Regions from separate parts of the Homo sapiens genome. Here regions 2, 3 and 4 are each linked to region 1. The links are chromatin contacts, found by Hi-C or POLR2A ChIA-PET in ENCODE. All regions are on one chromosome and are shown on one strand. The core of a region is the stretch at or near the end of the contact, and the rest is flanking DNA. Distances in the headings are between cores, read along the strand shown.

What was found. A loop is a pair of places that touch in the nucleus more often than their neighbours do. ChIA-PET counts read pairs that join two places held with the same protein, here RNA polymerase II (POLR2A). Pooled maps may share reads with other maps.
Region 2: a loop to region 1 is called in a map with no recorded cell type, with 6 times the contacts of the local background. The contact joins the promoter of UNC45A here to the enhancer-like site in region 1. A Hi-C loop is called at or near these places in 3 of 37 single-sample maps with no recorded cell type and 9 of 50 pooled maps. POLR2A ChIA-PET finds 5 or more read pairs at or near these places in 3 of 52 experiments (PC-9, activated CD4-positive, alpha-beta T cell and activated CD8-positive, alpha-beta memory T cell).
Region 3: a loop to region 1 is called in a map with no recorded cell type, with 3 times the contacts of the local background. The contact joins two enhancer-like sites. A Hi-C loop is called at or near these places in 1 of 37 single-sample maps with no recorded cell type and 1 of 50 pooled maps. POLR2A ChIA-PET finds 5 or more read pairs at or near these places in 2 of 52 experiments (both activated T-cell).
Region 4: a loop to region 1 is called in a pooled map, with 3 times the contacts of the local background. The contact joins two enhancer-like sites. A Hi-C loop is called at or near these places in 6 of 37 single-sample maps with no recorded cell type and 3 of 50 pooled maps.

The regions. Positions count from the first base shown.
Region 1 is chr15:92,817,487-92,825,124 of GRCh38, reverse strand. No RefSeq gene overlaps it. Among named protein-coding and RNA genes, the nearest start is that of CHASERR, 62 kb to the left of the region's middle. RefSeq lists enhancers at 1-323, 4,557-4,701, 4,065-4,730, 4,552-4,846, 4,344-4,891, a cis regulatory region at 4,621-4,636 and a silencer at 4,605-4,664. Within about 2 kb of position 4,649, at least 41 of the 41 ENCODE cell types and tissues checked have a DNase peak (open chromatin) inside an H3K27ac peak, as active enhancers do; they include PC-9, where a contact is called at or near this core.
Region 2 is chr15:90,931,298-90,938,935 of GRCh38, reverse strand. It overlaps UNC45A (unc-45 myosin chaperone A), which reads right to left and starts at 3,651. Exons shown (of 20, transcript NM_018671.5): 1 at 3,561-3,651; 2 at 3,231-3,392; 3 at 2,954-2,990; 4 at 2,476-2,651. The coding sequence starts at 3,611. It overlaps HDDC3 (HD domain containing 3), which reads left to right and starts at 6,387. Exons shown (of 4, transcript NM_001286451.2): 1 at 6,387-6,507; 2 at 6,826-6,881; 3 at 6,992-7,232; 4 at 7,531-7,638. The coding sequence starts at 6,396. RefSeq lists a silencer at 3,436-3,835 and enhancers at 4,466-4,565, 6,190-6,239, 6,990-7,219.
Region 3 is chr15:94,283,912-94,291,549 of GRCh38, reverse strand. The region is part of intron 1 of MCTP2 (multiple C2 and transmembrane domain containing 2); the gene reads right to left. Among named protein-coding and RNA genes, the nearest start is that of MCTP2, 56 kb to the right of the region's middle. Within about 2 kb of position 3,614, at least 6 of the 41 ENCODE cell types and tissues checked have a DNase peak (open chromatin) inside an H3K27ac peak, as active enhancers do.
Region 4 is chr15:94,254,252-94,261,889 of GRCh38, reverse strand. The region is part of intron 1 of MCTP2 (multiple C2 and transmembrane domain containing 2); the gene reads right to left. Among named protein-coding and RNA genes, the nearest start is that of MCTP2, 27 kb to the right of the region's middle. Within about 2 kb of position 3,554, at least 2 of the 41 ENCODE cell types and tissues checked have a DNase peak (open chromatin) inside an H3K27ac peak, as active enhancers do.

The DNA of each region.
Region 1 (7,638 bases), core at 3,400-5,899:
AAGTTTGGTATTTGTTTGTTTTGTTGTTGTTGTTGTTGAGACAGGGTCTTTGTCACCCAGGCTGGAGTGCAGTGTCACAATCATAGTCCACTGCAGCCTCAACCTCTTGGGCTCAAATTGTTCTCCTGCCTCAGCCTCCTGAGTAGCTGGGACTACAGGCACATACCACCATGCCTGGCTAATTTTTAAAATTTTGTATAGAGACAGGGTCTCCCTATTTTGTCCTGGCTGATCTCAAACTCCTAGGCTCAAATGATCCACCCACCTCTGCCTCCCAAAGTGCTGGGATTATAGTCATGAGCCACCACCGCACCCAGCTAGTTTGGAATCTTAACCATTTGCTGAACTTGTTTATCCTTCCTTCCTCCTCCCCCACGACTCCAACCATGCCTCAGTTTTTGACCCTAAGAGTCAAAAATTCAAATATCTATAGAGGCCAGGAAGTTAACTTTAATGAGCAAAGCAGCTAGATTTAAGAAAAATAGAAACAGACACATTTTATGTGTCTAATAAACAGAGGCAACTCTTCATTTCCACTAAGAAATGGGCTCCCTCGGTTGGGTGCAGTGCCTCACGCCTGTAATCCCAACACTTTGGGAGGCCGAGGTGGGCAGATCACCTGAGGTTGGGAGTTTGATACCAGCCTGACCAACATGGAGAAACCCCATCTCTGCTAAAAATACAAAATTAGCCGGGCGTGGTGGTGCATGTCTGTAATATCCCAGCTACTCGGGAGGCTGAGGCAGGAGAATTGCTTGAACCCAGGAGGCAGAGGTTGCAATGAGCCGAGATCACACCATTGCACTCCAGCCTGGGCAACAAGAGCGAAACTCTGTCCCCCCGCCCCCCCCCCCCCCCCGCAAAAAAGGGCTCCCTCTCATTATTCTTGAAAGATGCTTTTGTCTTGTTTTCTCTCTTTTGGTACTTAGAAATACTTTACTCCAAGAAAAATACTAGTGCAGATTCAATATAAATGACACTTCATACTTAGCATCAATGGAGAAGCAACAGGGAATGGCAAAGGCTATGGCAAAGTGGACAGCTCATATACCATCTAAAGTAGCACTAGGCACCTGCTGATAGGGTAGCCATATCTTGTTCTTTTTTTTTTTTTTTTTTTTTTTTTTTGAGATGGAGTCTCATTCTATCACCCAGGCTGGAGTACAGTGGCGCAATCTCGGCTCACTGCAATCTCTGCCTCCTAGGTTCAAGAGATTCTCCTGCCTCAGCCTCCCAAGTAGCTGGGATTACAAGTGTGCACCACCACACCTAGCTAATTTTTGTATTTTTAGTAGAGACAGGGTTTCACCATGTTGGCCAGGCTGGTCTCGAACTCCTCACCTCAGGTGATCCACCCGTCTCGGCCTCGCAAATACTGGGATTACAGGCATGAGCCACCCCACCTGGCTGCTGTATCTTGTTCTTTAGATGAGCAAAAAGTAAAAAAAAAAAAAAAAGGCGAAGTCTCTGATTTGTATGTAAATTCAGATTTTAAAATGTAGCTTCAAATTTTACAAAACGAATGTTAAAAAGAGCCCAACAAAATAGTTTGGTGGGCTTGACTCAACCTGTAGGCCACCAGTTTTAAGATCTCAGATCTACTCATGTAGGCACCCTGCCGTGAAGTGCTGGGAACAAAAAGATTTAAAAAATCTTTGAATATAAAATAAGAAGTTTATGGACTAGAGAATTAAACATGACTACCCACACTTAACTATCTGTGTGCTGTAATAGGAGAAATTACCAAGTGGTCTGGGAGCCCAGGGGAGACCAAATCAGATGCAGGTGCATGAGCAGTAAGGTAGGTCAGGGAAGGATTCCAGAAGGAAAGGATAGTAGGAACTGTCTTGCTGGTTGAGCCAAGCCAGCAGAAATGGTGAAGGAAGGTGGTCCAGGCTTGGTTATCAGCACAGCCACAAGTAGCCTGAGTCTTTTGGAAAAGAAGCTAAGGTAGGATGCTAGAAGCAAAGATGTCTTAAGATCAGGAGGTCAGTGGAGAGAAGTCCTTCTTGTGAGGCATCTCCAAGGTGCCTACATGAGTAGAAGAGAGCAGACTGAGGAGTGAAGACAACTCAAAAGAACATCAAGGCCAGTTGCCTGGTCTGCATTTCTTAGACACATTATTGTGGCCTGGTGCAGCATGCAAACTCACTTCAGCATCTGCCAGAAATTAGGCTTAATTTCAAAGAAACCAGGAAGTAAAAGTTTCCATCAAAATAGAGGATTTAACCCCCAGCATTTGACAATACCTTCTCCTGGCTTCCCACTATCTGATTCATTATTATGTCTGTGGAAAGGGTGGGCCAACAAGCTGACTCTGAGTGCAAGCTGACTCTTTGACTGGAATAGCTGGTCTAATCTTGACACAGATGCAGATCTAAAATGTAAATCAATGTGTCCCGGGTACAGCAAGGGAAAAAGACTCCCCTTCCTCCCTTCCTTTCAGCATTTATTTGAGAAAACTTGTAAGGGAAAATTCTTTCTCTAACCCTTTGAGAGGTATGTAAATCTTTTTAAAAGCTAAATAAGCCTCTTACCAGCTTTACAGCCCAGAAATGTCTTACTCAGTGACCTGGGAGCTGTCTCTTTGAAATGCAATCACCACAGAAGGTAGCATCCCTACTTACAGTTTCTGTGGGAGAGCAGGAGTGTTAACTCCAGTAGGTGCCTTACTTCAAGGTGCAAACCTAATTCCTGTTATAAAAATGTAAGTTTATTTTTCCTCTAAATAAAACTAATTAGCTAACACAGATTACCAGCTACCAATTACTGTGTGCATTTTGCATGAACTAGCTGTGACAAGTGGTGCTGCCAAGTCCTCTTACTTGGAGACTGGTTACTATTTAATCTTGAAAACATGTATGGTAACGGGGTATATCTGCTTAGGTATGTAAAAGGGTGAAATTTCTTTCTGTCCTTTGCAATCTCTAGCTAATGACCTGTGATGCACACCACATTTGAACTTAATGCTTATTCTATCATAGAACTGTTTTTTCTTCTGCTTTTGTGGGTAGGTTTTTTTGTTGTTGTTGTTTTGTTTTTTGGGTTTTTGTTTTTCCTTTATAGGTTGGCAGAAAATTTTAAATTATACTTCCCCAATCCCTGCCACCAAGGTTGGCTAGGGTTGGGGCTTTCAGCTCAGAGGGAAGCATCTAAATGGCTGGATGACTAATACCTGATTCAAATGTGAGAAGTCAGTTCGCAACAAAGAGAGGTGTACTTCAGGGAAAGAGGCTTTCACACTCTGCAAGTGCTGCACTTAGAAGACATCATGTACTCCCAGTAGTATTATATTTACAGAGGCAGTATATAGCACAATGGCTGCCTTAGGGCAGGCTCTTATCAGACTGCTTGGGTTTGGATGCGGATTCCACCATACACGACTAGCTGTGGCACCTCAGGCAATTACTTAACCTTCCAGAGCCTTAGTTTCTCTATCTGTAAAATGGGGAATAAAATGGAGGTACCTATCTTAATGGCAGTGCTCGGCAGAATAAATGTTAATTAGTATCTTTTTGATGTGAATTAGTATTACTTAGCAACTTTATTTGAAGGTTTGTTACAGGCAGAGCCACTTTCGGGATACAAAGATGGATAAGAAACAAAGTTCCTATCCCCAAGGAATTTATAATCTAATAATAATTATAGTGGTGCCATAAGATCAGATCTAGGTGTAAGTTTTTTTTTTTTTTTTTCCCCCGAGACAGAGTCTGGCTCTTGTTGCCCAGGCTGGAGTGCAATGGCGCGATCTCGGCTCACTGCAACCTCAGCCTCCCGGGCTCAAGCGATTCTTCTGTCTCAGCCTCCCGAGTAGCTGGGCCCGGCCGTAAACTAATATTTCAAGAAAAAGAAAAATAGGGCCGGGCGCGGTGGCTCACGCCTGTAATCCCAGCACTTTGGGAGACCGAGGCAGGCGGATCGCCTGAGGTCAGGAGTTGGAGACCAGCCTGGCCGACATGGTGAAACCCTGTCTCTGGTAAACATACAAAAAAATTAGCCAGGTATGGTGGCGGGGGCCTATAATCCCAGCTACTTGGGAGGCTGAGTCAGGAGAATCCCTTGAACCCGGGAGGCGGAGGTTGCAGTAAGCCCAGATCGGGCCACTGCACTCCAGCCTGGGCGACACAGCGAGACTCTGTCTCAAAAAACAAACAAAAAAAAGAAAAATCAACAAGTATTTTTAAAAGGGGAGTGGACATGGCCCGGGGCATCATTACCCAAACTGAACTACACGTAATTATATGGTTCTATAGTTAACCGTCATCGCCCAGACTTCTTCCTGAGCTAGTTTAACAAGAAAAGCCAGAATTCTTATCAAAAGCAACAACGAATGCAAAAGCCCTGCCACAGAAAGGCTGAGACCATGGCTTACACACCTGGTGGCACTCCCTTGATTTTTCTCATCCAGACAACATAACTGAACGGATTTTTGTAAGGTTGTAACAGTAAATAAATATTGACATTGAACAGGCTGAAAGCCAGCCATATAACTCTTGCTTTCCGCTAAGCTCAACAGTGTGCAACTGGCTTTGTTCCTGGCGCACTAAAACAGGATTCGGAGGCCATCTTGGAAACAAAAGGGCCCTGGGCGCCGGGGGTGGAGGAGGCGGTATCCTGGCAACGGAGGCGCGCGCCCTGCCGCGCAGCCGCATTTTGCCGCGCCCAGCATCCCGCCGCGTCGGCGGGGCGGTGGAAAATTACCGCAGATTCCTCTTAAAGGCGCCCTGACATTTCCTGCCTGAAACCTGTGCGCTGGTCGGCCTGGGTTGCGGCTCCTGGGAAGCCAAAACGTGAAATGGGGTTTCCATCCTGTCTTCCTAGAGGAAATAAAATTCAGGTCGAAGACAGTTCCCAGGGTAGCAGTAGTCTCTAACTGGGCAAATAGTGTCGGAGAATAGGCTTCCTCAAATTAAGGGAAAAAAAAAAGAAAAAACCCCAAACCAAACCAAACTAAAATAAACCCTAAAATATTGACTCGGGCAAAAGAGAGCTACTCAACACGGGAACGGAACAAAAGAAACAACTTCACAAAGTCACACTGACTGTGTAACAGGTTTAAAAAATGAATGGGTCCTGAAGCAACGATAACTCATTTTTGACAAATGGATGGACAAATTATAGCTTACCAGGAATGACCAGAAAAAAGAATTAACTTATTTGAGAAGCTAAGCATGATCAGAAAACGTATCATCTCTTTGTAGATCAGTTCTTAACAGTAGAATAAGTAATCCCTCTTCCTTTGTCCTCAAATTACTTTCGTTCAGGTTAGTCACTTCTGTGATTTACAAGTTAAGCGGTAGTTTATTGCTGTCTTGCTTTTCTGACAGAAGAAATAAATAACAATGCCCCGGGTTTTTGCAACGTAAACATCCAGGATATATCCTACGGGAGTCCATGGCTCTGAAATTAATCTCCTTACCAAGCAAAATTTACTGGGAGCCCTCCTTGAAATAACTGAATAAAAAAGAAATATTGGTCTCCCGGAAGTAGAGCTCTTGACACATTAAATATCTCTTCAGTCCATTTCCAAAGATGAAAGATACAGCCCTTCGCTGGGTGCCTTCTCTGATGGTTTGCTCGGTGGTAGATGTCTGTTTGCTGTAATCTGCTGTCAGGCATACCCGTCCACTCCTCCTGAACCCTGCTCTGATGGCAGGCATGACTGTGGCCATCAGGATGGCTTCTCATGAAATATAGAGGACAGAGATGTTCCAGTCTTATCATGGCCTTGGCAAATTGATTTTTCGTTCCCGGATTGAGCCATTTTCCCCATGCTTCTCAGCCATATTCAGCCACATTTATTGCACCTCCACCCCAACCCCCTTTTAACATATCCCTTTTTTCCCTAACGTAAATGCTCCGAAATTCCAGTCACCACTTCTTAGTAATTTCTGACGGACGTTTCATGTTTTTCAGAATGCGGAGCTGTGATATTTGAGTACTAAACAAATGTTTTGCATGAGTTTAGACACCTAGGGACAGTGTTAGCCGGTAATTTTCAAGTTTGGATGTTGAAGGGATGGCGACTTATCACAGGGAAAATTAATTACGTGCAATGAAAAGGTTGTAGTGTAGAACTGTCATCCACTTTGAAGCTTCAAGGGAACGCGATTTAATGTGATAGGAACTGTGACTGTAAAACAAAAATATGTGCAGCTGCAGTTGGTGCCCACATTTTTGGTTTTGATGCTCATTTACCAGTACTAAGAAACTGAAATCTGAAAATGCCTTCTTTCAGATCACCTGGTGGCTCTAACTTTTGCAAAAGTCGTGGAAAGCCTAATGTATAATAATATGTAATGGCTGCCAAGCTAGGTCGGCGCAGAGACCGGGTTGGGTAGTGTCACTCCCACCTTTCCTCTGCAGGGAAGTGGCATTTTACAGCCCAGACAGCTCTGCAGGGTTTCTAATGGCCTACAGCAGCCCCATCGCCATACCTGGAGATAATCTTCCTTTAACTAAGACGTACTGCAGAATAGAGACTTCAAGAAAATATACAGAGAATGCCAGCGGAAAGATACAGGGGCATTTGCCCTCTCAAATACAATTCTGTTAAGTGGCTAAACTCTGATGTTTAAAATATAATAAAATAATTTTGAAGAAAGCAAAGTGTTTAAATGTATGTAAAAAAGCAAGGAGAGTTGGAGGACTGGCTATCTAATAAAGATGATAAAATTGCATAGTTCATAAAATTATCTAAGAACAGGATCTGAGTGCAAGAAGGCAGGGTTTGGAAATTTGGCCTTTGAGGTAAGGCCGCCAGATAAAATACATCAGTCAAATTTGAATTTTTGATAAACTGAATAATTTTTTTAGTGTAAGTAATATTTGGGACATACATTTAAAAAGATAGTTTGTGGTTTGTGATTCAAATTTAACTGGGCAACTTGGACTTTTATTTACTAAATCTAGCAATCCTAGTTTAAGGGTCTACACACTTACAGAGGGCATATGTAATTAGGTTTCTACACCTTCATCAGAATGGCAAACAACACCAGAAAGCCTCCAGTTCAAGGTGCCCAGCCAAGATGCGAATGTGACAAACACAGCATACAGGTGTGTTGCCCCTAATAAGTAACTTCAGGGATGGCCTCCAAGTGCAGCCCATCCAAATATTATGAGCACTTACTATTAACTTGTTCATTCATCCATTCATGCAACAATTATTTATTGAGTGCCTGCTGCGTGCCAGGCATAAATTTTGGGAAAAGTAAGATAAACAAAGAAAAAATCCCTGTCTCTGAAGGGTTCTTATTTTTGTCTGGAGGACTAACATGTAAAATGATAATTGCCATAAATGACAAGTGATCACATAGTTTGATTAGAGAGAGAGCAGAAACATCAAGTTAAGCTTATCTAAGATTGATGGCAGGGGCGGGGGACAGAGAAACTTCAAAGAGGAAGTGACTTCGATGAGCTGGTCTCAAAGGAGTCTAAGCTGGCAGAGTTGGGAAGGACCTCAGTAAAGAGAACGGCATGAATAAAGGCTAGAAGTGGGTGAGGACGTTGTGGATATTTAAAAAACAAAACAAGACAAAAGCAACAAATTACAAAAACATAGTGAAAAGTCAGCTATAGCAGGAGCCACCGGAGGAAGGTTTGCTGGAGATGTCTGATAATATAGGCTGGGGTGACATT
Region 2 (7,638 bases), core at 2,402-4,901, 1.9 Mb after region 1:
CTTTGGGAGGCCGAGGTGGGCAGATCACCTGAGGTCAGGAGTTTGAGACCAGCCTGGCCAACATGGTGAAACCCCGTCTCTACTAAAAATATAAAAATTAGCCAGGTGTGGTGGCGGGTGCCTGTAATCCCAGCTACTCGGGAGGCTGAAGCAGGAGAATCGCTTGAATCTGGGAGGTGGAGGTTGCAGTCAGCAGAGATCCACTGCACTCCAGCCTGGGTGACAGGATAAGACTGTCTCAAAACAAACAAATAAATAAATAAATAAATAATCTGAATGGGGAAGATCATCCTAGGCCTACTCCCCCACCCCCCAGAGTCCTGGGCATAGATGGTGGCACAAGCCTAGCATGTGGACCACCCGCCTTCCTCTCTTGCATCCATGGCAGCCATGACTAACCAGTCATGGCACGTTCCCCTGCTTGGCTCAGGCAATCTGCTTCCTAATTCTTCTCAACATAGGACTCTGGGCAGCCACTGCCAATCAGAGTTGGCATTGAGAGAGGAAACCTATTTGCTTTCCCAGGCTTCAACATTTCAGTGAGGTGTCTGCCATCATGTTATCTGCTTCCACTGTGTCAGCATTTTAACGTCAAATTATCTGGCGAATTTGAGCTTGGTTGTAGCTCATAATGGTCTTTAGATTCTTTTCTCCTAATTTAAAAATATACGTATTTTACACAATTTCTCTTTATTAAAAAAATATGAACAGGTGATGCAGTCTCCTTTGGAAAGCCCTCTCAATCCCATTCCTTTCCCCAGGGGTCACCGTGTTATCATTTTGATGTATATCTTTTAAAATATTTTCCTGAAAAAATAAAGAAACAAAAATGCATATTTGGCCCAGTGCCATGGCTCACGCCTGTTATCCCAGCCAGTTGGGAGGCTGAGGTGAGTAGATCCCTTGAGCCTAGGAGTTCAAGACCAGCCACCTGGGCAACACAGTAAAACCCTGTCTCTACAAAAAATATAAAAATTAGGCGAGCGTGGTGACATGCATTTGTCCCAGCTACTTGGGAGGCTGAAGTGGGAGGACTGCTTGAGCCCGGGAGGAAGAGGTTGTACTCCAGCATGGGTGACAGAGTGAGACCCCGTCTCAAAATACATAAATAAATAAAAATAAAAATAAATTTAAAAAATAAAATATTTTCGGCTGGGTGCAGTGGCTCACACATGTAATCCCAGCACTTTGGGAGGCCGAGGCAGGCAGATCACAAGGTCAGGAGCTCCAGACCATCCTGGCCAACACAGTGAAACCGCATCTCTACTAAAAATACAAAAAATTAGCCGGGCGTGGTGGCAGGCCCCTGTAGTCCCAGCTACCTGGGGGACTGAGGCAGGAGACTCACTTGAACCTGGGAGGCAGAGGTTGCAGTGAGCCAAGTTCGCACCACTGCACTCCAGTGTGGGCGACAGAGCAAGACTCCGTCTCAAAAAAAAAAAAAACAATTATTTTCCTTTGTATTTACATACCCAAGTGTACCCACAGAAAAAATATAGCATTGTTTTGCTATGTAGGGGATCATTAACATAAATGATATTATACTATATGTGTTATTGTATATTTTTCTTCTTCTTTTCTTTTTTGAAAGAGACAGGGCCTCACTCTGTCAGCCAGGCTGGAGTGCAGTGGCACGATCATAGCTCACTGTAACTGCAAAATCCAGGGCTCAAAGGACTCTCCTGCCTCAGCCTCACAGGTAGCTGGGACTACAAGGGTGTGCCACCACACCCAGCTAACTTTTTAGGTTTTGGTAGCAACAGGGTCTCACTATGTTGCCCAGGCTGGTCTCAAACTCCTGGCCTCCAGTGATCATCCCATCTTGGCCTCCAAAAGCACTGGGATTACAGGCATGAACCACCATGCCCTGCCTATTTTGCTTTGTTCATTCAACAAGTGTCCCAGAGCTTCCCATTTCAATATGTGTGTATCTACCTATTCTCAGTAACTATATAAGAGTCTGTAGTAAGGACATTACCCATTTATTCAGCCATTCCTCTATGGCTGGGCATTCAGGCAAGTTCCAAGTTTTTCTTACTACAAAAAAGGCTGAAATAAACATACACATGTCTACTTGTGCACGTGGACAAGGTTTCTCTGAGAGAAACAGCAAGAAGTAAACATATGGGATCACAAGATACGCTCATTTGAAATTGAATAGATATGCTAAAGTACTCTCGAAAAGAGCTGTACCAATTTATACCCCTCCAGCAGTCATCAGAGAGCCCTTGGCCCCCAGCCTCACCACTGATGTGTCTGCCTCTCTCCTTCTCGAAAAGTGTACAAACTTTTAAATATCTGCCAGACAGACCTCCAAATCAACAGTAATGTGCTGTCATCTTAATTTGCTTTTCCCTGGCCACAGGCAAGGTTCACTTGCCACCGGGATCTCGTCTGGAGAACTGTGTCTACACCCCTGGCCCAGACCCCTTCACCACCAGTCAATGCTTCCACCTCTCTGGGTCACTCACATACCTTCTCCTGAATCTGGCCCCCGATGTTCCGCAAGGCCTCCTGGAAAACTTTGTTCTTGGGCTCCAAGCTCACACATCTCTGCAGGTCAAGGACAGCCTGGTCCAGGCGGCCCAGCTTCTCTAGGGCTTGGCTCCGCCGGTAGAGTGCTTTGACATCCCCACCATCCTTTTCAATGGCTGAGCACAAACAGGAGCGCTGTCAGCACCCATGAGGCCACTGTCTCCAGGCAAGAGCAGTAGGGAAAGATCTCGAGGAAAGGCCAGAAGAAGGTGGGGGGGACGAATGTGGGGCTCGGTGCTTCAGCCTCAGAAAAGGTGAGGGTAGCTGCAGAAAAGGAAAGGCCCGAGGCAGTGGGAAAGAAAGAAGGCAGATGTGTCTCTGGGGCCAAAGGAGGAGAATGTGACGGTGCAGCGGTCCCAGAGTCCTTGCCCACCACAGAAGCCCTACAGCTCCACACCAGGGCCCACCATTCCCCTACCTTTGGATGCCTCTGTTTCTGCTTTGTCGTAATCTTCCTGTAAGAGAAAGACAGGAGCCTGAAGGAATGGTCATCTCCCTCTCGGGGCACTAACCAGGCAGCAGGGGTACTCTCGCTCTCCAAGGTCACCCGATCCCCCACCACCCTGAGGTGCAAAAAACATCTGGCAAGCGGGGATGGCCTGGGAGCGTGAATGTCCAGCTGGGGCCCAAGCATCAGCTTAGATGGGCGAACCGGGGCCCGGGCGGGCGAGGGGAAGAGCGCCAGGCTCCCTCACCAGCTTGAGGTGGCAGGCGGCCCGGTTCCGGTGCAGAACGGCCTGGTCCTGGGGCGTCGCGTCCAGACCCAGGGCCTGAGTGTAGGCCGCCAGGGCGCCCCCGTAGTCTCCACATTTGAACAGCTCATTGCCCTCCTTCCGCAGCTGCTCCACTGAGCTGGCCTGTAGAGAGAAAGGGGGCGGAAACGTCGGAGGGGGTTCGGGGCAGAGCCCGGGAGCTAAGGGGAGAGGAGAGGAGGGATCGGGGCGAGCCTCATGGATGGGGAGAAGGAGGCCAGGGATGGTCAGGGCGGGTGCGAAGGGGTGATGGCGCGGGGGTTGGGTACGCACCCCGGGGGTGGCCGGCCGGGGCTCGGGGGTCCCTGGACCACTCACAGTCATCGCGGAGAGGTTGTCTCGTGCCCGCGCAGGCGCAGTCTCTGGGGCGGGGCGAGTCTGGGTTCGGGACGCCACCGGCAGCTGCCCCGCCCCACTCTTGCGTCGGAGGTGGGGTCAGAGAGGGGCAGGGCTAAGGAGGGAGCGCGCCCGGGCAGGGGCGGGGCGCTTGGCTCTGGATCGCAGGTGCAGGCAAGCTCCGGGCGCACCTAAGCTGTCCCCGCAGAGACCTGCAGGGAGCTCGCGGCGGAGGACCCAGAGGGAGGCCTGCGGTGGCTCCAGCCCAGACTCCGGCCCCGACCGCAGCAGAAGTGCACGAGGTCTACGGTCATCAGGGTCACAACCAGTAGGTTGTAGAGGCCCAGCACTAGGAGCGGGCCTGGGCCCCTGCGGGAGAGAAAAAGTATCTGGATCCCGGCCCCGACCGCGCTCTCGCTGCTGCGCTCTGTGGGGGGTACAGAATCCCTGGGAGTCCGGAGAAAGCTCAGGACTCCCTCCCCAAATAAGTGTCGTCTTACATACACACATTTGCATACGAATTTAGGAGCTCATCCTAGAGCCACCCATGGGCAGATTCAGGATGGCTCCCCATTACCAGCTTGCACAGCCCCCTGAACTTCTCCTTTGTAATTGTAATCATGATCTACATGATTTTCTGTTGCGGTCTGTCCCTTCACTAGTCTGTAAGTTACAAGCCTACCACCCCATAATTTAGGAACAGAGCCCCAGATACTGGAACACCCTGTCGATGTTCCAGTGGCTCTGGGGTTGGAGATCTCACCTGAGGATGGGCGGGGGCGGAAGAGCGGACAGATTGACTTGGTACAGGGCCTCAAATTCAGCCCGGGTGCAGCAGGAGCCCCCTGCAGCCTGCAGGTGGCAGCAGTAGGCTTCCTCTGGAGAATCAGACAGACGAGGGCAAAAGAAACCAGGGTAGTGACGGCCATGGACATCCCGGGTGGTCTGGCACAAGTGAGGGTGGTGGACCAGAGCTGAAGAGAGAGGTGGGGGTGCTAGAGACAAGCAGGAGGGGCCTTTCCACAGCTCACTCCACCCCTACTGGAGAGTAAAAGAGATCAGCCCCTACCAGAAGAAAAGATGCCCTTCCACCCATCCCCATCAGTTCCAGTTCCCAGGAATAGCCCATAGCACCAGAGGCAGGTGGGCCACAGGGGTAAGTGCTGTACCTGAGAGAGAGGTTGGCTGGACAAGGGTCACCCAGCTGAAGAGCAGCAGTAGCCCCACAGATAGGCCTGTCAGCAAGGGGCCTGACCTTCTCTGGATGCCCATGAGAGTTCACTACCACCTCTGTCCTGGTCCTGGGAACCCCAACATCTCTCTTTCTAGGCCGTGACTGCAGACAATAAGGAAATAAAAGTCAAAGCCCCAAGGCCCTTGGGCACCATTAATACGAGCCTGAAGCTTCTCTATCACAGGCTTTTAGAGAGAGATGACAGGGACTGGGTTTCTGTCTCCTGTTGGAAAACGTGGGGCCTGCATTGCCAAACTGCTGAAGGAGAGAAGGCTCAAAGGACTAGAGGACAGAATGAGGGATGAGAGAGCAGCTGAGCCATTAGTATGAAGAACAAACAAGCATTTACAGCCAAATATGTTTCTACCCATTCTCCAACTTCCAGGCTGCCATGGAAGCTCTGGGAATTCTGACCCTCCTATTTCAGGTCCCAGAGACCTCAGTTCCAGCATGTGGGGCTTCCCTCCCTAACCTCTGCTACGTGGCAACCACCAAGACTAGCTGAAAACCAAGGGTGACTCCTTTCATTAGCCTTTCCCCTGAGCCTTATCTGCCCCAGCTACCAGCCAGAACACAAAAGCTACATGTCTGATTAGAGTATACTTAGCTAATAGGGAACCCCCTCTCACAGAGAAGTTCTATGGGGATCACCAGGTCTCTCTTACCCCTCAGCTGCCCCTAAGGCAGGGAATTTCTCCAGAAGGCCACCAGCCAGCAGAATTAAGTGTTATTCCAGTGCCTACCCAGGCCTGACAACATCATGCTCCCAGGACAGCAGTGACAACACTCATCACCCCAGGGGCCCACAGAAGATGCCTAGAGACTGAAATAGGAGCTCTCATAGCATAAGAAGACAAGGCAAATTTCATCTGCAACACTGAGGACAAACAAAGGCAGTTCCTGCAGAAACGTCACAGCTACCTGGGAGCCTAAGTCTGAAGCAATTAGGCAGGGCTCCCAGGGAAGGCTCTGATTTTTCAGGTCAGGCCCTAGGGTCTCCTGGAGGGTCCAAAGGTAGACTCCCCTGCCCACAGAACCTGGCCCATCCCTACAGGGAGAACTATTTTTAGAACACTTGGAGAATTTTCAGAGCTTTTACAGGTTGAAGATGGTTCTTGGGGGGAGCTTCTGGGAGAAGCTGTCTCTGACTCTGAGGGTGTGGGGATTGTTCTTTCTTCCCGCTCCCATAGTCCCCTGAGCCTTGGCCACCCTGGATTCAGAGCACTGTGAGGCCACTGCCTTATTTCTTGTCTGTCTTCCTCTTTTCCACAGACTGTGGGCTCCCAAAGAGCCAGGCTTATGTTCTTCTTGCACCCCCAACAGAGCACACTGAGCTGGGGGCTGCGATGCTGAAGGCAGCTGTCCACATCACTTGCTCTCTGCGCGGGCCGGTCAGCTCCAGAGGAATTCATCTGGGGCAGGCCCAACTCGGCCCGCTGAATTAGCCTCCACGATCCCCGGGCCTCCCCGGCGCCAGGGGGCGCTGTAAACGTTCCGTCCCTGCCCCTGCGGCCGCAGTCGTCGGCCCCATCCGCGCGATGGGCTCTGAGGCGGCGCAGCTGCTGGAGGCTGCCGACTTCGCGGCTCGCAAGCACCGGCAGCAGCGGCGGAAGGACCCCGAGGGGACCCCCTACATCAACCACCCCATCGGTGGGCGCGTCGGCCGCGGAGCGCCGGCTGCGGCACCTGGGTGGTGGGGACTGGGAAGGAAACGTGGGGGGCGTGCACCTCATTGAGCACCTGTTTTGTCCCAAGCTTAGTGCGATATACCGTTTAAGCCTCATAACAATTGGAACGGTAGGCATGATCGTTCCCTTTGTCGGTTGGCTCCCAGAGGGTAAGGTACTTGACCAAGGTCACCCAGCTAGTCAGAGTCCACAAGGGGCCACATCTGGCTCTCCAAAACCCACAACACACCGCCTTGGGACTACCTCCGACCTGACTTCCTGCTTTGCCCCTCCCCGTCAGGTGTGGCACGGATCCTGACCCACGAGGCGGGAATCACTGACATTGTGGTGTTACAGGTAACTTTCCCCCTTCTCTGCCAGGAGCCTGGGATGGGGATTAGGGGCCCCATTCAGCAATGGGCAACCCTTGGCTGACATCTCAGGGCTGAGTGGGAACTTGTCCCCAGGCGGCCCTGCTCCATGACACGGTGGAGGACACAGACACCACCCTGGATGAGGTGGAGCTACACTTTGGGGCACAAGTGCGGCGCCTGGTGGAGGAGGTAACAGATGACAAGACTCTGCCCAAGCTGGAGAGAAAGAGGCTGCAGGTGGAGCAAGCGCCCCACAGTAGCCCCGGGGCCAAACTGGTGAAGCTGGCAGACAAGCTGTACAATCTGAGGGACCTGAATCGCTGCACCCCAGAGGGTACGCTTTCGTATGGGCTGTAAGGGAAAAGGGAGGGGGATGCCGCCTTCTGAAGACACATGTTGGTCAGTTCCCCTGAAAAACCCTGGGCATTCTTAATTCCCAAATTAATCCTACTGGACCACTCTTTGATCTTCTTTCATACAGTAAAAATACAATAGCTGGGCCAAGGGGAAGTTTTCAGGACAGCTCATTCCATCAGGAACTCATGGCCTTGAACCAAGCTTGCCAGGAAGTGGGGAAAAGGCAGTGCTTTCCTTGACATCACGCTAGCAAGTTTCTGTCGACTCTTATGCAGGATGGTCAGAACATCGAGTCCAGGAATACTTCGAGTGGGCAGCGCAGGTGGTGAAGGGGCTTCAGGGAACAAACCGGCAACTGGAAGAGGCTCTAAAGCATCTGTTCA
Region 3 (7,638 bases), core at 2,365-4,864, 1.5 Mb before region 1:
AGCTCACTGCAACCTCCACCTCCCCGGTTCAAGCAATTCTCCTGCCACAGCCTCCCAGATAGCTGGGATTACAGGCATATGCCACCACTCTCGGCAATTTTGTATTTTTAGCAGAGACAGGGTTTCATCATGTTGGTCAGGCTGGTCTTGAACTCCTGACCTCAAGTGATCCACCCACCTCGGCCTCCCAAAGCACTGGGATTACAGGTGTGAGCCACCACACCCGGCCTCACTTTCATTATTTTTTATTTTTCTTGAAACTTTCTCTTTAGGTCATGGTTTATTCAAAAGTATATTGGTAATTTCTAAGTATCTGAAGATTTTTCTATCTATCTTTTTATTAATTTCCAGTTTAACTCAGTTATGACCAGAAGTCATTCTCTTTATGACTTTCTTTTAAATTTGTTAAGGTTTGACTTATGACCCCCAATGTGGACTGTCTTGGTAAATGTCCCATATGCATTTGAAAAGACTGTATATGCTACTATGGTTGAGTGGAGTATTGTATAAATGTCCATTAGATTCAGTTGGTTGATAGTTCAGTTCTTCTATGTCCTTGCTGATCTTCTATTACTGAGACAGGAGTAATTTTTCAACTATAGTTGTGAATTTCTCTACTTCTCCTTTCAGTTACATCAGTTTTTGCTTCTGTATTTTGAAGCTCTGTTATTGCACACACATTTATGATTGTTATAGCTTCTTCCCGAACTAACCCTTCAATCAATATGTAATGTCTGTCTTTAACCCTGATGATTTTCTAGCTCTGAAGCCTATCTTGTTTGATTTTAACATAGCCATGCTAATTTACTTTTGGTTTGTGTTTGTGTGGGTTTTATTTCCCTCCATCCTTTCTGCTTTTCAGCTTACAATAACAATATATTTGAAGTGAGTTTCTTATGGAAAGCCCATAGCTAGGACATTTTTTTAAATCCAGTCTGACAATCTCTAGCTTTTAGTTGGTTTGTTTAGACCATTTATATTTAACATAGTACTTGATAGGTCTGGATTTAGGTCTGCCATTTTATCATTTCCTTCTTGTTCTGTTTTTCATTTTTTCTGTTCCCGCCCTTCTTCATTTGTTGAGGTTATAGTGTTCCATTTTAATTTATCAGTTATGATTTTGACTATATCTCTGTATAAACTTTCAGTGATTATTCTAGGGGTTACGGTATGTATAGTTAACTTTCCACATTTTATTTAGAATTAATATTTTACCACTTCAATTGGAACAGAGAAACCAGATCACCTGCATTTGTTTTGTATTGCTCCCATAACAAATAATGAAAAAATTAGTGGCTTAAAAAGATAAATTTATTACTTTTCAGTTCTGAGAAAGTCTGAGATGGGTCTTGTCAGGCTGAAATCAAAGCGCTGACAAGAATGCATTTTTTTTTTTTGGAGGCTCTAGTTGAGAATCCATTTCTTTATCTTTCTCAGCCTTAGCAAAATTCCATTTTTTAAAATTTTCATCAACAGCCATGTTTAGCTGATCAGTCAGCTAAGGACTGATCTTAGCTTTTAGAGGCCGCCCACATTCCCTGACCCCTTTCTCCATCTTCAAAGCCAGAAACAGTGAGTTAAGTCTCTCTCATTGATGCATCCCACTATTTTGTTTTCCTCTTCCACTTTTAAGGGCTCATGTTACTTGATTGGGCCCACCAGGAAAACAAAGGTTATTCTATCTTAAAGTCTGTTAGATCCCATCTACAAGTCCTTTGTGCCACATAATGTAACATATTCACAGGATCCTGGGATAAGGATGTGGGTATCTGGGGTTAGGGAAGGGAGATTATCCTGTCTACCATACCAGCGTATAGGTCTCTTCTCCCATAATATAATAATACATAAGTTGTCTTATATATTACATCTAAATACAGTGAAAATTTGTATCAGACCATGTTTAACTTTTGATTTCAACCATAAGCCATACTTAATTTCAAGAGAAAATAAATGGTCTATTAAATTTTAAGATAGTCTATTCAATTAAAATAGAAAGGCTATTGTATTTTTCACTTGCATTTCCTTGATTTTGATATTCCATATTTCCTTCTTGTACCATTTCTCATCTGTTTAAGAAGGCCTTCTTGTTATTTTGTGTCAGGTCTGCTGCCTCCAAATTCTCTTAGTTTTTCCCAATCTGAGAATATATTTTTCACCTTCATTTCTGAAGGATATTTTAGCTAGATATTGAATTCTATACTTTTCTTTCAACACTTGAAAAACGGATGTGCCATTTTCTCCTGGCCTCCATGATTTCTGATGAGAAATCTCAGCCATTTGAATCATTGTTCTTCCATATATCAGTTATCATTGCTCTGACTGACTTCAATATTTTTTTAAGTTTTTAGCAGTTTATGATGTGCCTGGGTGTGTGTTTATTTGGATTCATCCTATTTGGGGTTAGCTTAGCTTCTTGAATCTATCAATGTTTCAGCCATCATTTCTTTGAATACTTGTTGAGGCTTACTCACTTTCTCCTTTCCTTCTGGCACTCCAGTGATACAAATATTAGCCTTTTGTGATTGTTCTATAATCCCGGAGACTCTATTATTTTTCAATCTTCTTCTTTCTTCAGATTGGATAACCTTTATTGATTTATCTTCAGTTTTACTGACTCTTTCCTCTGTCATCCCCAGTCTGCTATTGAATCCATATAGTGAGGTTTGTTTTTTATGGGTGGAGAATGGGTGGGGCAGGCAGCTATTGTATTTTTCAGTTCTGGTTTCCATTGGTGCCACTTCACATCTTTCCTCGCTTATAGTTTCTATCTTTTATTTCAAGACTCATGATTATTCATTTGAGCATTCTACAATAGCTCCTTTAAAGTCATATTTTCATTTTCATCTGTTAATTGCCTTTTCCCATGTGAGTTAACATTTTTACATTTCTTCATAAACCAATATAAATTATACCTTGGACATTTTGAATGTTATAAAACTCTCTGCTTTATTTAAGTCTACAAAGATGCTGATATCATTGTTTTAGGAAGCACTTGATCTGGTTAGCTTCTAGCCATAAATTGCAGCCCACCTTCTGTTGGCTATGGTTCCAATTATCAGTTTAGTTTTCAATAGCTATGCAGGTTCATTTAGATATGCCCTGCTTGTATAGGACGTAAGGTCAGTCTGGGACTTGAGTGGAGTTCCACCCATTAACTCCATTCTCAAAGTCATTGGTACGCTAATAAGGATCAGATCCATGTATGTTCAGGCTATGGATGAGTCCATGAGTCCACAATGTATTTGATCATTTCCCAAGCCCTTCCTTCTCAGCTGTCTCCTGTGATACTTTCTGGCATCCTAGAACTCACCCTTTTTCATTCAACAATCGGGAACAACCTACATCTATGATCATACCAGGGTTGTGGGGAAGACACAGAGAGATTTAAAAAACAAAACAAATTAAAAAACCCAATTGGCACCACTAAGAGCTACCAAATAGCTCTATTTTACCGAATAGAAAGCATATGCCCCTCCCTAACCCATTATTTTTGCTTCTGCAGTTTCCTACCACCAGCTGCTTTTGCTGCCACTGCCTCCACCACAAGACTGTTGGGGAGCCGGGGCATGACAAAAGTGAGATAAAGGAGGCACACAAGGTAGGGGATTTCCCCCTCCCTCTTAGCTTCAGGACTTCCCTTTTCTCCTTGGGCCACAGCTAGAGGTCATCTCTTTCTCTTTCCTTCTGAGATCCACTGCTAACATCTGGATCTGGGACTGCATTAAATTCACGCTGGATAATTGGTCCAGTTTTGTCATGACCCAGCTCCAGGGGATCTATGGATAGAGACAGTCAGCAGTTGGCACTGGGAAACTGCAGGAGCCAATCTGATGAATGAGGAGAATGGCTTTCCTGTTTGTCGAAGCTGTAGCTTTACTTTTCTGAGACTTCAACTAGCTTTACCATATATTTCATATTTGTGTTCAGTGGAAGAGAAACGTTGAAGTGTTTTTATTCTAACTTATTCAGAACCGGAACTCATTTAAGTTTTGCAAAGCACGCTGACCATAGTTTCTCCAAGTATGTGAGTAGTACACAACCACGTGCAGAAAATTATAAACATATAAACACAAAAAGATATGCCCAGAGAAAATAAGGATCCTTAAGGTGTATAAAGCTAATACACCCCTGGACTCTTTTGTACCTGAAAATGTCACTTCTCCAATAAACAGCGTATTTCCCAGAACAATATATTTTCCAGAATAAGCAACAACAGCATAAAATACAGAATAAAACAACAAAATAAACAACCATGTATAAAGAATTACAAACATATAAACATAAAAAGATGTGTCCAGAAAAAAAAAAAGTGCTCTTAAAGTACGTAATGTACGCTTGGTCTCTTTTGTGCCTGAAAATGTTACTTCTCCAATGAACAATGTATTTTCCAGACAAAGCAAAACTTAAAGAAATAATAAATCTAAGAGTCAGGTTTGGAAAGGCTGCTGAGACAAATTCAACTATCTGAATATTATATTGTTTGCTTCCTCTCGAAGGATATTTAAAAATAAACATATTTGTTCCATTTTCTACCATGACTCAAGTTCATAGGTTATTGTCATAAACACTCAAAAGGCTATAAGCTAAAATGTGACCCTTGAAGAGCAGGATCTCTTCACAAAACATGATACCTATGCTACCCTACCTGGTAATCTTCAGCTTTCATTTATTGAACAAAAATATGCATTTTCCCTCTCCAAACCACTAACGGCAGAGCAAGGTCTTTACAGGAAATGGCCCCAAGCCGAGGAGCCTAATGGAAGCTTCATTTATTATGGTTTTAAGCCAGACATCCTCCCCAGCTGGCCTCTAGCAACTGGCCAAGCAGAAAAAGAAAACAAACCTTTTTAATACCAGCCCCCAAATCTCTGATTGAGCTCATACTGCAATGTTACCTGAATAAGAACCGCAAGGTAGGAAAGAGGTTCTCAGAATGGAACAGCATAATTTTACAGAGCATTTTAGAGCTATTCAGTAACACTGACTCGGATTGTTTCTCAAACTTCTTTTTTAATATAAATGGGACAAAAAGGTCTGGCTTTCACAATCTAGTATCAATCCAAATAACAGACTAGCAAGCAGTCACTAGTCAGAATGTGTCATTACTGGATATTTTTTTAATTAACCATCAAGATTTGTTTTTCTTACCAGTCGAAAGGAAATTTCATATCACGTCATTTTAACATGAGGGAAAAAGAATAACAAAAATAGGGTCAATAATAGTAAAAAATCTGATGGTGTATGCCTACCTTATGATAAAGATAAAGGCAAATGTAATTATATAGACAGATTATTCTGCACTTTAATAGAACTGGGAAAAGAATTTATATACCTTGGTGCATTTAATTATGCTTGCGGCAAAAACAAATCTCTCCTCTTTTCTAAAGGAGATTATCCTTCATAAAAAGCTCTCTCTAGATCATTTCCAGAGGATAAACAAACCATTTCCCTGCTTTTAAGATAAATTTGGCTCTTTTCTTCCAAAACACAGATTCCCTATCTACCATTTCAACTTTTTACTAAATGTGTAATCTAATTACAGGTGGAGAATCATTTCATATACTAGACATACTATTTAAAATTATACCACGTGGACAGAAACCCCTTCAAAATTAAGATCAACTAAAAGAACCGGATGAAATTTTCAGCCCCACCATCCATGTTCTTGGAAGGAAACATAATGCATTAATAGAGAAGTAAGATCCTATCTTCTCTGGTTAATGACTAGAAGTGGGACAGGGTATGACCCCTAGAAATCTCAGTCATTTGAAAAGACCCTAGAACTGCTTACCTCTTTTTCAGTCATTCCAAATTCATATAGTGTGCTTGGAGAAGTTTGGAGAAAAGGAAAGGGAGGAAGGAGCTAGGGTTTCGGAAACATTCAGACACTTACACATCCACTTTAATTCCAATCTCTGATGAGATATTTACAGTTACTATCTTGCCCTGAAATGACCAGAATGAATTCAATAAAATGTGTAAGTGACTTTTAAGTGAACCCTAACGAAGTTAATGTACCATTCAACAAAAAAAAATAAATTGTGAAGCAAAGCATAATTAGCTAGTCTGAGGTTGCTATGTTTTTAAAGGTCTGCCTGCAAGGTTGGCCCTTACCTGGCATCAGTAACTTGGATTTTGGGAGATTCCCCACCACGCTAAGTGATAAGAGTGGGTCACTATGCACAAACTGTATGCAAACAACTTGGTTTATACTAATTATCTGCCTTCCTTCTGAGAGTCTAGAATTTGAGCACATGTTAGGTAGAGGTGCCTTTGTGACCAGCTCCCAATAAAAAGCTCCCTAAGGAACTTCCCTGGTGGAAAACATTTCACACATGTTGTCAAACTCACTGATGCAGGAATTAAACATGTCCTGTGTGACTCCACAGAGAGAGAACTCTTGGAAGTTTATGCCTGGGTTCTTCCAGATTTTCTCATCCACTTTTCTCTTTGCCACTATTATTTTTTCCCTGCTATTCCTGTGGTAAATCATAGCTGTAGGAGGAAAGGTTGAGTCCTCCTAGAGAATTACCAAAGCTGAGAGTGGTCTTAGAGACCTGAACCCTGAAATATTAATCAAAATTTTAAAATTTCAACAAAAATACAAAGTGGGCTTCAACACTATACTACCTGCCTTAACTGAGATCTTACCTAATCTTTTTAAAAACTTTTTTATCCTAAATAGTTGTAAAGGCCTTTTAGTGTTCTAACCCTGCTATTTTTCATATACCTCAGCCCATAATCATTTTCAGATCCCTGGGCCAATAAGCTCCAAAGATTCTTAGCACTGGCTATGCATTCTCATATGCACTTCTGTGCAATCACACTGCCTATGAACATCTCTGTGAAGACTTTCCCACCATTCCCTAGCAGACGAAACCACTGTCCTAAAACTGAATTTATTTCATCCACATATTCTATTATATATTATTTAGGGATATATAAACATATTTTTAATAAACTTTACATAAGTCGTACATGACTACATGCTTTTCAATCAGCATTACCTTCACGAATTTTACCCACAATGATAAATGTAGCTTCATTAAAGCCATTTTAAGAGTTGTATAGGATTGCATTATGGAAAGATCTATAATATATTGATTAATGTTCCACAGATGGTTACTTAAGATGCTTAACTCTATTATACCACTACAAAAGGATTTAAAGAAGATACTTAGACTTGTCTTCTGATGTACACGTCAGTTTCTCTCTCTGTTTTTCAGCCAAGTATAAACTTCCAGTTAGAAGTGATTAGTAATGGGTGAAGAATATTTGGTTGTTAAAATGGCCATGGTAGGGAACATAACTCATAGTGTGTGCAAATTAGGGATATACAAAATATTCCACAAGAGAGACTTATCCTGTCCAAATTACCAATAAGGTCCCATTGAGAAACACCATACCTCAGAGTAGAATTATTGGTTTGTAGGTCGCATATATTTTAAACTTGACTAGCTAGGTATTGCCAAACTATTCTCCAAAGTAGGTATATTAATTTATATTCCTGATGCAGTTAATGAGTTCCCATTGTGCAACATCCTTGCCTGCACCTATAATTGCAAGCTATATATTTGCCAATCTGAAATGACGAAAGGGGATCTAATAAGTAGCTTTTTAAAAAACTTTATATGGTGC
Region 4 (7,638 bases), core at 2,305-4,804, 1.4 Mb before region 1:
TTAAGTGAGATCTTCAATCCAATGTACAATGAAAAACACTTCAGTTCACGAGTTTTAAATTATGACATGAATTCATTCTGAATCAGCATAAACATCAGCCAAGCAGGGGTTTTGGATAGCTTAATACATGGTTAGAAAAAAACTATTTCTTTTATTAACATGACCTAATGAACACTACCTGTGTCAATTAAAAGCGACACTATCTGGAATACAAAAACATCAACTACATATGCCTGGTTTTCAAAGTTCAGACCTCAGTGCAAATATCTCATGGTGTGAGGGAAACTAAACACCAACCTTTACTGAACAGGTACTACATTCCTGGTACTCAGTCACATGTTACAGACGTAATTTATATAATACTCAGAAGCATCCTGCAAGAATTACTAAAAGGCATAAAAGCCCCTACTTTATACATTACAGCCTGCCTGGCCACCGGTTGGTTTTTGATGGTAGAGTTGTCACTAAGACTCACAGCTGCCTAACACAGAATCCACATGCTATCCACTCCAACTGTTTTACCAATCAGGTGGTAGTGTGAACCCAAAAAGTGTCTCAGACAGGTCTCAATCAATTTAGAAAGTTTATTTTGCCAAGGTTAAAGATGCACCTATGACACAGCCTCAGAAGGTCCTGATGACAAGTGCCCAAGGGGGTTGGGGGTACAACTTGGTTTTATACATTTTAGGGAGACATGAGACACATCAATCAATACATGAAAGATACACATTGGTTTGGTCCAGAAAGGTGGGACAACTTGAAGCAGGGGTGGGTGGTGAGGAGGCAGGGGAGCTTCCAGGTCACAGGTAGATTTAAAAGTTTTCTGACTGGCAATTGGTAAAAGAATCATCAATAGAAAGGAGGGTCTCGGTCATGATAAAAGGTTGTGGACACCAAGGTTTCATCGTGCTGATGAAGCTTCCAGGTAGCAGGCTTCAGAGAGAACAGGTTGTAAATGTTTCTTACCAGACCTAAAGAACTATCACTGTTCTATTACTGTTCTTTCAGTAATTCCAAAAGGGAGGAGGGTATAATGAGGCATGCCTGGCTGTCCCCTCCCATCATGGCCTGAACTCATTTTTTCAGGTTAACGTTGGAATGCCGTTGGCTGAGAAGAGGGGTTCATTCAGATGGTTGGAGGGCCTTAGAATTTTATTTTTGGTTTACACAGTCAAATTAACATTTTGAAACTGAAGTGAAATAAAGGATATCTGAGAGTGTACTCTGAACCTCTACTCCCCTTCTCTCACCTCTCTCCTCTACAATCTCTCATTTACACCACCAGAGCAACGGTCTTTTCAAGGTAGAGATGGAATCACCTTTAATGGCTCCTGCAGATAAACTTTGTACAAGTTCAAAGTCCTTAATATGGTGTTGGAAGCCCCATTTACTGTCTGCCCACAACCTGTATTCCCAACCACTCTGTGGCCCATGAGAGAAGACGAGAGGGCAGAAAGAAGAAGAGAGTTGGCACTGTCACTCTGGAAAGAATGCCAGCCTATCAATGAAGGCTGCACCCTCCAATCATGAGATGATGCCAAAGCTGAACAAGAAAGTTGAGTGGGCTGGACTCAGGGGGTAGACTGCAGCCTGGAAAGGAATGCTAAAGAGATGGCAGAGCCTCTGAATGCACCATGGCAAGCCCACTGGATCCTGAGTCGGGGAGGAATTTTCGCATACCCTTATTGCCCCTGAGGAACAGGAGAAGTTTCCGTGGCCAGAATCCCCAGGAAAGGCACTCAAGGTTCCTTGGGTAGAGAAAACAGAAGTGAGAAGACAACATGAGAGGTACAGGTGGAGCCTTTTCATATATTCCAGAGATAAAGCAAATGACCTCACTGGTGAACAGCCAAAGGGGAAGAGAAAGTGGTTGAAGGAGATTAAGAACAGGGCAGAGATCAGAAGGTTCCTTACCCAATGTATGATCTGGAAAGGACAATTACATGGTGATGTGGAGGGCATTCAGTGCACAAGGGTGAGACTAAGCCATCTGCTATTCCTGTCCAAACAATAACAATAGTTTACAAATGACTGAATCAGGACAGGCGCACTCTTCCCTACAGTAGAGACCTGGGGAAGCCTTTACAAGCGATCATGTCCATCAAAAAGCAGTATCCTTCACCAAATGATCATACAGCAATAACCTGAACAAAAGGGCAACAAGCTTCAAAGTAGAAATAATCATCACAGAGGTTAAACCAACCTTGGGCCAGGTTTGTTTTTGGAGTTCAGAAATTTAAGAATTTAGAGAGTGTATCATATATTACACAATACCCTAAATGGTTTGGAGACAGTATTTCATCATCAAACATATCACAATTCAAACTTAATGGGATATATAACTACTACATAGAACAGAAATAGTTACACAAGAGTCCAAGTCAGAGTTTGCTACCAAACCCTGGTAAGGATTCTTACAAACAAAATCCTTTCCATTTGCAAAAGTTTCTGAATTGTGAATTTTTAGATAAAAGATTTATGAACTAGCAGTTAACAGCTGCAGTAACAGAACAGCAGCAGAAATAGGAGGAGAACATCAATTTCCCCTTCCTGATCACCACTCTGCCCCAGGTGCCAGGCTGTGCACTGTAGCATGTTCTCTTTAAAGGTGAAGAATTTGGAGTTCGATGAGCTTTATTCAGGACCTTTAGCAAACTTTTCTTCCCTTAGCCTCCCTAGGCAGAGTATGAGTACTAATGGTGTGTTTTTATTCAGGTCCTGCAATCCCATGACCTGGACTAGGCTGGGTGGGGTGAAGGGGGTCCCCAGAGTGAACTGAGTGAGCATGGCCCAGGGAGAGTCCAGCATAGCCACAGAGTGTAGGAAGAAAATATTGGAACTTCCATTCACACTGACTTAATGTGTTCTTTTAATCTCTATTTTAGTGTATGCTGAATAATGTATATATATTATCAGCACCATAGTACATGTACATAATTTATAAGTAAATATGTAAACTTATATATTGGGTGTGTCTGCTCAAAAAGTACCTGCTTGATAGGGCGTATGATCAAAAGAATATGCAGAGAACAGTTCTAGAGCATCTGAATAATTAAATCCTTTAACCTGTTGGAAAACAAATAACAAAACTGCAATACCAGGAAAAGAATTTGTTTTCTCCCTTTAGGCAATAACTATTTTCAGAACTGTATCTCTCCTTTTAGAAAGAAGAATCAGGTAATGAACATAATGCAAACCAGACAAGATGAAATAGACAAGATTTTTTTGGTTTTTTGGTTTTTAGTTTTTTAAGGCAAGCGTGATTTAAATAGGGTTTTCGGTAACTACCATTGTCACCTCTACTAAATGGTGTTTCTCTTGGGAAAATTCATTAACTATTAATTTCAATAAAGGATCTCATCTGTCTCAAGTCACTCTTACATTTACAAACTACACCATGCATGCACCACTTCCTTTTTACTTACTCTGGCACATTCAAATAATTTGCATTTTCAGAAGTAGACACAGATGCTTTTTTGTGGACCCAGGTGATGGGGCAGAGGCAGGATAAAAAGATTTGCATGTCCTTTGAGAGAGGAGTCACTCATAATTAGAAAAGAAATTCAAACTCACAATATAGAAATAAATCTGTTTACCATAACCTGGGCTTAGAGAAATCTGGATAACTGAAGCATTCATTTAGTTGTGACATTATTAAGTAACCAAGGAATTAGAAACCCTCCTGGGATTTGAGCACATAAATGTTCAATATGTGGCCAGGCACAGTGGCTCACACCTGTAATCCCAGCACTTTGGGAGGACGAGACAGGCAGGTTACTTGAGGTCAGGGGTTCGAGACCAGCCTGGCCTACATGGTAAAACCTCATCTCTACTAAAAAAAAAAAAAAAAAAAAATGACATGGTGGCAGGTGCTGTACTCAGGAGGCTGACACAAGAGAATTGCTTGAACTCAGGAGATGGAGGTTGCAGTGAGCCCTGAGAAGATCGCACCACTGCACCCCAGCCTGGGCGGCAGAGCATGATTCCATCTTAAAAAAGAAAATGGGCCAGGCACGGTGGCTCACGCCTGTAATCCTGACACTTTGGGAGGCCGAGGAGGGCAGATCACAAGGTTAAGAGTTCAAGACCAGCCTGGCCAACATGGTAAAACCCCGTCTCTACTAAAAATACAAAAATTAGCTGGGCATGGTGGCACACACCTGTAATCCCAGCTACTCAGGAAGCTGAGGCAGGAGAATCGCTCGAACCTAGGAGGCAGAGACTGCATTGGGCCGAGATCATGCCGCTGCACTCCAGCCTGGGTGACAGAGCAAGACTCCGTCTCAAAAAAAAAAAAAAAAAAAAAAAAAAAAAAAAAAACAACAAAGAAAATGACAACAAATATTTTTAAAATGTGATAGTTCTGAAAAAGCCCAAACAATTTTTCTTTGTAATGCTACCAGGGCATTGTAGGGAACATACACCACTGTTACCACACGCAAAATATATGGGAGATAAGGTTGAATTTTGTCTAATCTAGCATCTACCCTCAAAATTCCTCCTTTCAATGGATGCTAGGAATCTGCTTTCAAAGCCTGACTTGGCTTCTTACAAATTCATCAACTCAGTGGTCAAATCAGACAAGGGTCCTGCCTTTGGGAAGCTAGTGTTCCCATGAGGATATATATGTTTGAAGAGGGATGAAGCCATCCCACAGAGGATGAGGGAGCATGTGAGCAGAGACTTAAGTGACAAGAATGAGAAACACTATTTGAGAAAGAGGATTCCAAAAATAGGAATGGATCCATGCAAAGCCCCAAAGCCAGAACATGTTCCTTGCTTCTAACAGCAAAGAGGTCAACAGAGCCAGATCTGCCTGATCTATCAGTGACAGAATAAGATGATGTCAGAGAAGGGATGAGGGCCAGCAAAGACTTGAGGTTTTATTTTAAGTGAATTGGGAAGTCAGGGAGGAGAGGAGGTGAAGGTTGGTCAGAGGATTGATTGATTTGATTTGTCATGGATTTTCAAAGGATCATAGTGTCTGCTGTGTGGAATATGTTCCACGCAGGACGAGTCCAAGGAAGAAGACCAGTGGAAGGAAGGAGAAGTATCAAAGGTTCTTTGATTTATGATTTGTTTCTTCATTTTTAGCTTCCTGGTTATTCAGATTTCAGCATTGCTGGAAATACAAAACTATACACCGTATCTCACATTAACCACTGCCTGTTGGGTCCACTCAGGAAAGAGGAACATGGGCAAGTTGTGCTTCTTTTCAGAAAGGTCCCTTACTTCTCTAAGTCTCTTGCTCACAGAAAAGACCCAATTCTTGTGATGGTCTGCCTTCCTGATACTCACTCATGACATCAAAATAGCCTCTCAATTTAAACAACATCATGCAAAGTTTTGCAGCTATGTACTGAGACTGGCTATCTGAAAGGAGTCCCATATTTTGTAGGAGAACAGCTTAAGGACAAAGTTTAGTATATCATCAATAAAAGTTGTTATTCATCCAACAGACATGGGGAGGAGGGTGGTATATTTTATTCCTACTACAGGTTGAGTATCCCTTATTCAAAATGCTTGGGACCAGAGTATTTCTGATTTCAGATTTTTGTAGATTTTGGAACATTTGCATATACATAATGAGATGTCTTGGGGACAGGACCCAAGTCTAAACACTAAATTAATGTTTCATACACACCTTATATACATAGCCTAAAGGTAATTTTATACAATATTTCAATAATTTTGCACATGAAACAAAGTTTCGGCTGCATTTTGACTGTGACCCATCACACAGGGTCAGGTGTGGAATTTTCCACCTGTGTCATTATGTCTGCACTCAAAAGCTTTTGGATTTTGCAACATTTTGTAGTTCAGGTTTTTGCATTTGGGATTTTCAGCCTACAGATGTCAAGAAAATTCTGAGCACCAAAATGGAGCTGTGAGGAAAAGACAAAAGTTTTTATGCGACATCTGAGTAAATAAAAGTCATCCCTGCTAAAAATCAGATTGTGCTTCATTAACAGAAGTAAGTACAACTGTAAAGTCAACAAAAAAAATTTTCCTAAGAGCATTCCATAGTTGCTAAACAATGTAATAACTCCCTACTGTTGAATGATTTCTTTCATTCCTACCAACTTTCCTAGCTCTACTTCATTTCCCCTGCTTCCTGAGCAAAGATCACTAGGATACTCAATTGTGAAACTGCCTCGGCTTCAGAATAGCACTCAGTACAGAGTTGACCACGGCTTCTGCTGGTCCACCCTTAATGCCACTCAGCATAAGCCCAAAGCCCTCCTCCACTCTCTCCTACCAAATATCCCAGGATTCTTCACGAGATGCAACGTCCCTTCCTTGGCCTACAGGCATGTTTTTAGAGGTCTTTATGTAAATAGGATTTATCACTACTCAAGAAAGGCAAGTATGCATAAAATTAATTATTAAAATACTTATGTCAGTCATAAGTGCTATGACGAAAGTCAAACTGCTAAAAAGTTAATAATCTAGCCATCTATATCTAAATGGTTGCTAATATCATAGATCTCATTTACACAGAATAAAACCCTCTCTCTAGATTTGATACTAGAAACACTACGAAAACTAAAGAGATCTTCCATTCTACATTATATTCCTTCTATAATCAATCTAAACTCTTTCTATATTAGGTCTCTAAAGCACCTGTTAGATCAAGTTGGAAACTTAGCCATCTTCCCTAAAGATGTATTTGAAATCATTTATGCCCCAATTAGATGGGTCATCTCATAAACTAATTGGGGTATAGTTATATGATCAAAGTGTTAAGGACTATTTCTCAAAATTATTAATTGATGTTATCTCCTAAAGTTTGTCTTTAGGAAAAGGAAGAAGAACAGGTCTGATCTTCCAATAGAAAACTTCTAAAAAATTGTGTCTCCATAAATCCCAGCTTTGCCAAGCCCTGTGTCACATTCATTGACCTTTCCCATGCGTAACACATCTTTTAATAAAATGCCAGATAAAAAGAAACACATCTGAAAACTTCAAGCTTTAGAGGAATAATACAATGACATTGTTTAAATTCTAAGCAAATTGACAGTTTGGAAATTCTCTTTTGCGAAGTCATTAGTTTCTAAGTACTCATCAATCATTTAAGGTTGTAATCAATGACAAATTAATGCTTACTCTCATAAGGACAAGTATAAAATTTAAATTCATTTATTCATTCATTCACAGCAAGTATGTCTCCAACTCAGTATTTATCAGAATATAAAATGTGTGTCTTCTTAAGCGTTAGATAGCTGAGTTGCACTGAGCTCAATTTCATCCACATATGAATTGCTGCAAAAAAATCAAACCAGTGGCCACATTTGTGATATTTCCAAATGAAGTGGATAATTTAGGGATATAAATAGTGGCCCTTTGTTTGGCAGTGACTAAGTGCAGGCACTGTCTTCTTGTCCATGAGTTTTCTAATTCCTCACAAATGTTAACAGAGCTGAGTAAAAATACCAATCCTATGTAAGAAGAAATCAAGGGTTATAAACATGAAGCAACTTGTCAGCCAGTATGTATTAGTGCCAGGATTCGAACCAGGTTCTCTCTGACCACAACATCTGTGCTTATACCTTAGGCTAGATTGCCATCCCTACGTAACTGGGATCACCAAATCTCTACTCTGGGCAAAGCAGTCATCATTCTAAAATAAGAATTTAA